3 separate regions of the Homo sapiens genome follow, and all the other regions are linked to region 1. A link is a loop called in an ENCODE intact Hi-C map of the cell type or tissue named here. Cell type or tissue: ascending aorta. All regions are shown on one strand.

What was found. Hi-C counts contacts between places; a loop is a spot of excess contacts. Peaks named below come from ENCODE experiments on the same cell type or tissue, not always from the same donor. Only the 100,000 strongest peaks of a DNase experiment are listed, where the experiment ranks them.
Region 2: it touches region 1 in a loop (2.4-fold over the local background); 4 of 110 quality-filtered maps call a loop at or near these places.
Region 3: a loop joins it to region 1, with 2.2 times the contacts of the local background. A loop is called at or near these places in 6 of 110 quality-filtered maps.

What each region holds. Positions count from the first base shown.
Region 1 is chr7:102,124,375-102,126,874 of GRCh38, forward strand. All of the region lies in intron 8 of CUX1 (cut like homeobox 1), which reads left to right. Among named protein-coding and RNA genes, the nearest start is that of SH2B2, 160 kb to the right of the region's middle. RefSeq lists an enhancer at 847-1,399. In ascending aorta, a CTCF peak has its summit at 1,030; a DNase peak (open chromatin) is centred at 987; H3K27ac peaks cover 1,454 bases.
Region 2 is chr7:101,601,219-101,603,718 of GRCh38, forward strand. No RefSeq gene overlaps it. Among named protein-coding and RNA genes, the nearest start is that of MYL10, 27 kb to the right of the region's middle. RefSeq lists a silencer at 1,452-1,511. In ascending aorta, a CTCF peak has its summit at 1,374 (motif pointing right); a DNase peak (open chromatin) is centred at 1,383.
Region 3 is chr7:101,881,625-101,884,124 of GRCh38, forward strand. All of the region lies in intron 1 of CUX1 (cut like homeobox 1), which reads left to right. Among named protein-coding and RNA genes, the nearest start is that of CUX1, 65 kb to the left of the region's middle. RefSeq lists a silencer at 1,957-2,124. In ascending aorta, no CTCF peak of the experiment used is centred here; DNase peaks (open chromatin) are centred at 675 and 1,407; H3K4me3 peaks cover 254 bases; H3K27ac peaks cover 2,405 bases.

The DNA of each region.
Region 1 (2,500 bases):
CTGCACTCACACGTTTATCACAGCGCTGTTCACACAGCAGCCTAGGTGAGGAAGTGACCTATGTGCCCAGCTTCAGATGAATGGATGAAGAAAATGTGTAGATCCACAGTGGAATATGATGGAGCCTTACAAAAGGAAATCCTGCCATTTGCAACAACAACGTGGATTCATCTGGGGGATGTTACATTAAGTGAAATGAACCAGGCACAGAAAGACGAATACCACAAGATCTCACTCATGTAAAACGTTGATCACATAAAAGTTAAGAAGAATGGTGGTTACCAGGGGGTGAGGAGAGGTTGGTTAAATGATACATATTTATAGGTAGACAGGAGGAATAAGTTTGAGAGATGTATTAGACAGTGACTATAGTTAATGCCGGTATATTGTAAAATTGGTTAGTAGAAATTTTTTTTTTTTTTTTGAGACAGAGTCTCCCCTCTGTTGCCCAGGCTGGAGTGCAGTGGCATGATCTCGGCTCACTGCAACCTCCGCCTCCTGGGTTCAAGCAATTTTTATGTCTCAGCCTCCCAAGTATCTGGGAGTACAGGCACAGGGCACCACGCCCAGCTAATTTTTGTATTTTTAACAGAGACAGGGTTTCGCCATGTTGGCCAGGCTGGTCTCGATCTCCTGACCTCAGGTGATCTGCCCACCTCAGCCTTCTAAAGTGCTGGATTTACAGGCATGAGCCACCGCGTCTGGCCCCATTTTTTAAGTGTTGACTGAAAACTACCTCAAAAGACCGGCTTTATCCCACACTCTGTACACCACAGGCTTAGCACGTCGTGGCTCTCCAGGAACTCTTGAGCCTTCCCCATGATGATGAGTGGGTCAGGGTTACCGCAGAGCTGAACGGCCTCTGTAGCGTTCAGCCTGCAGCCTGCCCAATGAGGACGTTTGCGCTCTGGAAAGGTAAACTCAGGATGCTGTTGGCTCCTAAGCAGAAAGCAGGCGCCACCCAGCCTTCAAGTGCTTCAACAGTGAAGAGTTAGGACGGAGGCCCAGCCTGGAACATTCACGCCACCTTCTGCCCCCAGTAAAATTCCTTAAAGCTATGAGGTTCTGACTCACCACGGGGAGTCCCTGGCCGCCGCTGGGAGGGCCTTGGCCATGCAAATCTCAGTGACATAGCACGTCTTATTTGCTTCAGAAGTGGCAGAGGAGAAAGTGACTTGCCTCACGCTGCCCGGTTCCACCCAGGGACCTTGTGAAGAGACGCGGGAAGGCTGGCAGAAAGGAGAACCGTCCTTCCTGTGGAATACTCCCGAGATCGCACCACTCCACTCCAGCCTGGGTGACAAGAGCAAAACTCCATCTCAAAAAAAAAAAAAAAAAGGCACTGTACATGTGTCCATGTATATAAACATGTTTATGAATATACATAAATAATTTTTTAAAAAATTTTGTCATGCAGTCTCAGCCAGTCCTGCTGTTTTTATTTTATTTTATTTTATTTTATTTATTTTTTTGAGACAAGGTCTCACTCTATCACCCAGGCTGGAGTGCGGTGATATGATCTTGGCTCACTACAACCTCCGCCTCCTGGGTTCAAGCAATCTTCCCACCTCAGCCACCCAAGTAGCTGGAATTATAGGCTGTTTCCTTTTACATGACATTATTTTCCCTTTTTTATGTTTTATTTTATTTTATTTTTGAGATAGAGTCTCACTCTGTTGCCCAGGCTGGAGTACAGTGGTGCGATCTCAGCTCACTGCAACCTCTGCCTCTTGGGTTCAAGCGATTCTCCAGCCTCAGCCTCCCGAGTACCTGGGACTACAAGTGTGCACCACCATTTCCGGCTGTGTGTGTGTGTGTGTGTGTGTGTGTGTGTGTGTATTTTTTGTAGAGACGGGGTTTTATCATGTTGGCCAGGCTGGTCTTGAACTCCTGGTCTCAAGTGATCCACCCGCCTCGGCCTCCCAAAGTGCTGAGATTAGAAGTGTGAGGTACCACGCCCGGCCCGTGACATTATTTTTAAGTACAAAAGCCATACATGTTTACTATACAAAGTTTAGAAAATTCTCAAAGATTTTTTTTAAAGGAAGCAGATCATCACTCATAATCCCACAGCAAAGATGATCATTGTTAACATTTTGGCCTATTTCCATAGTCTTTTTTTCTATACAGATTGTTCCTTACAATGGCATTATGTCCCCTAAACCCATCGTAACTTGTAAATACCTTAAGTCTAAAATGTGTTTAGCACACCTAACCTAAATGTCATAGCTTAGCCTCGCCTATTTTAAGCGTGCTCAGAACACCCACGTTAATTAGTCTACAGTTAGGCAAAATCATCTAACACAGCTGTCCCCAACCTTGTTGGCAACAGGGACCAGTTTTGTGAAAGATAATTTTTCCATGGACCAGTGCAGTGGGGGGCGCGGTTCAGGATGATTCAAGCACGTTCTATTTATTGTGCACTTTATTATTATGACATTGTAATATATAATGAAATAATTCTACAACTCACCATCATGTAGAATCAGTGGGAGCCCTG
Region 2 (2,500 bases), 520 kb before region 1:
GGCAGTGTGGAAAAGGGGCAGGTGGGACCCAGACGGTGCAGGAGCCTGAGGCTGTCCCTCCAGGCTGTCCCAGGGATCCAGAGCCTCATCGAGGCCCCATCCTTGGCTCTTCTACCGCCCCTATCCATGGAAGCCAGGAATCTTGTTGCCCCACTTTGGGAGTCAAACTTCACAGCTTTGTCTGTCTCCAAGCCTCCCACTGGAGGTGCTTGGAGGCCTCAAACCTGCAGCCTTGAATCACCCAATGCCCTGATGGGCTGGGCTGCAGAGAGGGAGGGAAAGGTTATGGGAGTGCTGGCAGTGGAAATGGCTGGAGGTATAATGTCATTCCATTTGCAGACCAGGAAACAAAGGATGGCAGAGGGGACCACACAGCCAGGCAGTGACAGGTGGGGACAGAAAGGGACACCCCCCTGCCACCCATTGTCCTGGGGGTGCTGCCCAGGTTCCTGAGTGAGTGGTTGGGTCAGGTCACCTAAAGAACACTTGGAAGCCCGCGAGGAGAGGAAACCCACTTTGAACAAATGTGGAGAAAGGCGTGGATCAGAGTCTAACAGCTGAGGTCCCCGATGACTGTGTCCCGCTCCATTTAGGGCCCGGGACACACAACCCTCCTTGGTCCCCTCCCGTGGACATGGGACCAGGACCAAGGTCTCTTCCCCCTGAATATCCCGCCCTCCCCAGCCTCCTGCCAACTGCCTGCCTTCCAGTGCCCCCGAGGACACAGGACTGAGGCTGGATAGAGGATTGCTTCGTGGACCTTTGCTGGGGACATGTGGACAGGCAGGGGCCACCAACTCAGAGCGAAGACGTCACAGATGTGTGAAAACACTGAAGATGGGGACACAGAGGCACCGAGCGTTAGGTGGCTGGAGTCACTGGATCACAGCGTCTGGAGCCAAGGGTTTCCACTGTTCCCAGGTGTAATTCCTCCCCGCAGCCGTGCAAGGCGGGTGCCCCAGCTGTACTCACTTGGCTGCTCTGTAGGTCGCACAGTCAGTAAGCGGCAGAGCTGGGACAGGCCAGGCAGGTAGGCGTCTTGACTCGGTGCCTTACCCTCTCTGGCCTCAGTCTTCTCATCTGTCAAATGGTATAATAATAGGATGTACTCCTCAGGGTTGCTGGGAGGGTTACACACGTTAGTGCACACTGCCTGGGGCTCGGTGACTGTTCTCTAAGTGTTTGCTGCTATTTTTTTTTACTTAAGGAAACTTAACATCGAATAGGTTAAGCAGCCGGGGCTTGAATTTAGTCTTCTCTGCACCAAAGTTGCGCTGTGGACTCTTGTGCCGACTGTGATCTAGAGATTCCCAAGCCCCAGAGGCTTTGGGGAAGGCGGAGCCAGGAGAGGCTGCTCAGCTGTCAGTAGATGGCGCTGTGGAGCCACAAGGGCCGCCCTCGCTGCAAAAGCCCGTTGACGCACCAGGCTGTGCACAGACTGGGGTCTCCCCGCCCTGGGCCAGGCCCTGCACCAGATATGGCCCCAGGAGAGGGGGTGCCGCTAACCCTGTTTCCCTGATGAGGGATATGAAGGCTCAGAGAGGTTGAACCACTAGCCTTGAGGTCACACAGCTATAAGGGGCAGGGCTGGGGCTCCCCACCCCAGATGCCTCACTGAGCTCTCCAGCCCCACCCCCATCCCACCCCTCACCCTGGCCCTCAAGAGGCCACAGTGACTCCCTGGCGCTTGATGGGAGCCAGGCGCGTCCCTCCTTCCCCCATGGCTGGACATTCCAATGAAGCTGAAGCCACCAGCTTTGAAGTGAGAGCTAAACCCGGATTAGGGCGGCTCCAGGCTGGCCTCTCCTTCCCAGCCCCATTGCCAGGCCCACGCTCACCAACCACGTCAGGCCAGAGTCCTGGCGGCACAAAGGGGTCTGGGGCCTAGAGGAGGCAGGACCTGCCCCGCACAACACAGTCCCTCTCATAGTCTGTTAAGAAGCCTCGGGGGCCCCCACGACCTGCTACTAGCCTGAAACCCCACGTCACGCGGGTGCCAGCACAGAAGCTCCCACGGGGCTGGGAGGCTGTGTGTCCGTCTGTCTGTGAGCAGCCACACTTCCCTGGCCTCACCCTGCCTGTTTGGGTTCCAGGATCAAGCCTCTTTATTCAAGGAGATTTGGACTCAAGACTGGAAGATGACACTGGTATAGTGAAGCTACACCAGTTCTGGAACCCGTGTTCCAGAAGGTTCTGGAACATCCACCTTCAAATTAATCTCTCACAGCCTCTTCTTCAGAATTCAGCTCTTCCCAGACTTCACTTTTTTTTTTAATTTTATTTTATTTTACAGAGTCTCGCTCTGTCGCCTAGGCTGGAGTGCAGTGGTACAATCTTGGCTCACTGCAACCTCCACCACCAGGGTTCAAGTGATTCTCCTGCCTCAGCCTCCCAGGTAGCTGTGATTACAGGCATGAGCCACCATGCCCAGCCTTATTTTATTATTATCTTTTTGAGACGGAGTCTCACTCTACCGCCCAGGCTGGAGTACACTGGTGCA
Region 3 (2,500 bases), 240 kb before region 1:
ATTGATTTTCTGACGCCACCGATTTGTCAAGAACTTATCCTGCCTTTTCAGCGATTTGACAGCACCTGTTAGGCTGTAGGGCCATGTGATTGGGCAGTTCTCCTGCCGAGAAAAAGGGGACTGATGACTTTCTGTCACTTGGGCATCCAGAAACCTCCTTGAAGGTGGAGGTTATTGAGGGAGGAGGCAGGAGTGGAAAAATGCTATTGGTTTATTCCTGTGCTTTTATAGAACAGCCGAACCATTCTATGGCAATAAAACAGAATCACAGGGCAAGGTGCAGTGGCTCACACCTGTCATCCCAGTATTTTGGGAGGCTGAGGCAGGAGGATCGCTTGAGCCCAGGAGTTTGAGACCAACCTTGGCAACATAGTGAGACCTTGTCTCTACCCAAAAATAAAAAAAAAAAATCAGCTGGGCTTGGTGGTGCACGCCTGTAGTCCCATCTCCTCGGGAGGCTGAGGTGGGAGGATCGCTTGAGGCTGGGAGGTGGGAGCTTGCAGTGAGCCATGATCACACCACTGCACTCCAGCCTGGGCAACAGAGTGAGATCCTATCTCAAAAACAAACAAACAAAAAAGGAACTTGTTTCCTAGCAAGAAGCAGATGAGGCTGGTGAATAAGCATACCACATAAGTAAGTAATCCACTAACTTAGGGAATTTCGTGACCAGTCACTCAGCACGCCCTGTTGCGAAGGGGACGGCTGACCAATAGGATCATCTCAGAGTCACCCTCACACAACTTGGCTTAGCCTAGTTGGCAAAAGTGTCTCTTCAGAGACCTACCCTCCTGGAATTGAAATAAAATGAAAATTTGTGATGACGATCAGCTACTGTCAGTGTGACTTAGGTGTAGAAATTAAAAAAGAAAAAAAGACCACTCTAAAGGCATTTGTGCATGAAGACACCTACAGAAATAAAGCCGGGGTGCTGTTCTTGGTCTTCATTCAGGCTAGCACCTCTCGTCACCTTTTCACTTTGGAGCTCAGGGCCTGGTTCACTCAGCAAGTGAGCGGCTCACACAGTAGATGCTCTGCACATAGTAGTAGGTACTCAGAATATAGCAGCTGTTGATGTACATGTTTCCAGAGGGGCCAACACAGGAATCTGCACGTGGGTCCTTGCTTTAAGCCCAGCCCCTCTCTGTGGGCGTGGGATGGAGTCTTCCTTTCTTGGTGACCGGCGCCCTCTGGGGTCACTGGAGGCCTGGACTTCCCCACTGGCCCAGTGACCTTGTTTCCTTGTTCCCTGTCTCGCCCAGCCTTGGCTGTCCTGGGATTTGAAAATCTGGGATAAAGCCTTTTTCGGGCCTCTAAGGCCCTGCTGGTTCTGCGTGTTCCAGAGAGCTGCACCTCTGGGTGGTGAGCTGGCCTTTTTGGCATTTGATTTATGTATAGCCCTGAGTCACTGGGAGCGGATCTAGAGTCCAGGCCAGTGACTGATTTCAAACGCTAACACTCTTGGCTCGGGCTCAGGTTTCAAGTCAGCCTCCAAAGGGGATGTTTGCTCATTTCGTCATCTTCCTATCACAGCAATTTTCGTCATATGGAGGGGTGGCACTCATGTACCTTGATGATTATTATTCTTTTAAAAAATGAAGTTATTTATGTTATGGGGTGAGTTCGTCACACAGTCCGAATGTGGAATGTTGCCATCCTTTTCATCCCAATCCTGCCAGTGATTTCTGTTTACAATAGAACTATTGACATTGTATGGGGATGAAACTAGCATGAGATAGTAATTGTTGGCTTGCCTGAGATTTTCATCATATGTACACATAGACAAAACCTGGCTTTAGTTCCTAAAGCTATTGCTGTTTATTGTACTTTTATTAGCCAATGTTACAGATCCCCGTAGCATGCCAGAGGCTATTAAGAAATACAGGGGTCGGGGGCAGGAACGAAGTCCCTGGCCATGGATCATGCAATTGATCTATAGTTATTTTTTTTTCTTTTTCTTTAATTTTTTTTTGAAATTTTAAATTATTATTATTACTGTTTTTTGCGATGGAGTTTCACTCTTGTTGCCCAGGCTGGAGTGCAATGGCATGATCTCCCCCTCCCAGGTTCAAGCGATTTTCCTGCCTCAGCTTCCGGAGTAGCTGGGATTATAGGCGCCTGCTACCATACCTGGCTAATTTTTGTATTTTTAGTAGAGATGGGGTTTCACCATGTTGGCCAGGCTGGTCTTGAACTCTTGACCTCAAGTGATCCACCGACCTCGACCTCCCAAAGTGCTGGGATTACAGGTGTGAGCCACCATGCCCGGCCCAAATTATTATTATTTTTTATAAGATAGGATCTTATCACACAGGCTGGACTGCAGTGGTGCAATCATAGCTCACTACAACTTCCAACTTTTGGGCTCAGGTGATCCTCCCACCTCAGCCTCCTGAGTAGCTGGGACAGCAGGTACATGCCACCATGCCAGGCTAAGTTTTAAAATTTTATTTTGCTAGGGGGTCTCGCTGACTTGCCCAGGCTGGTCGTGAACTCCTGG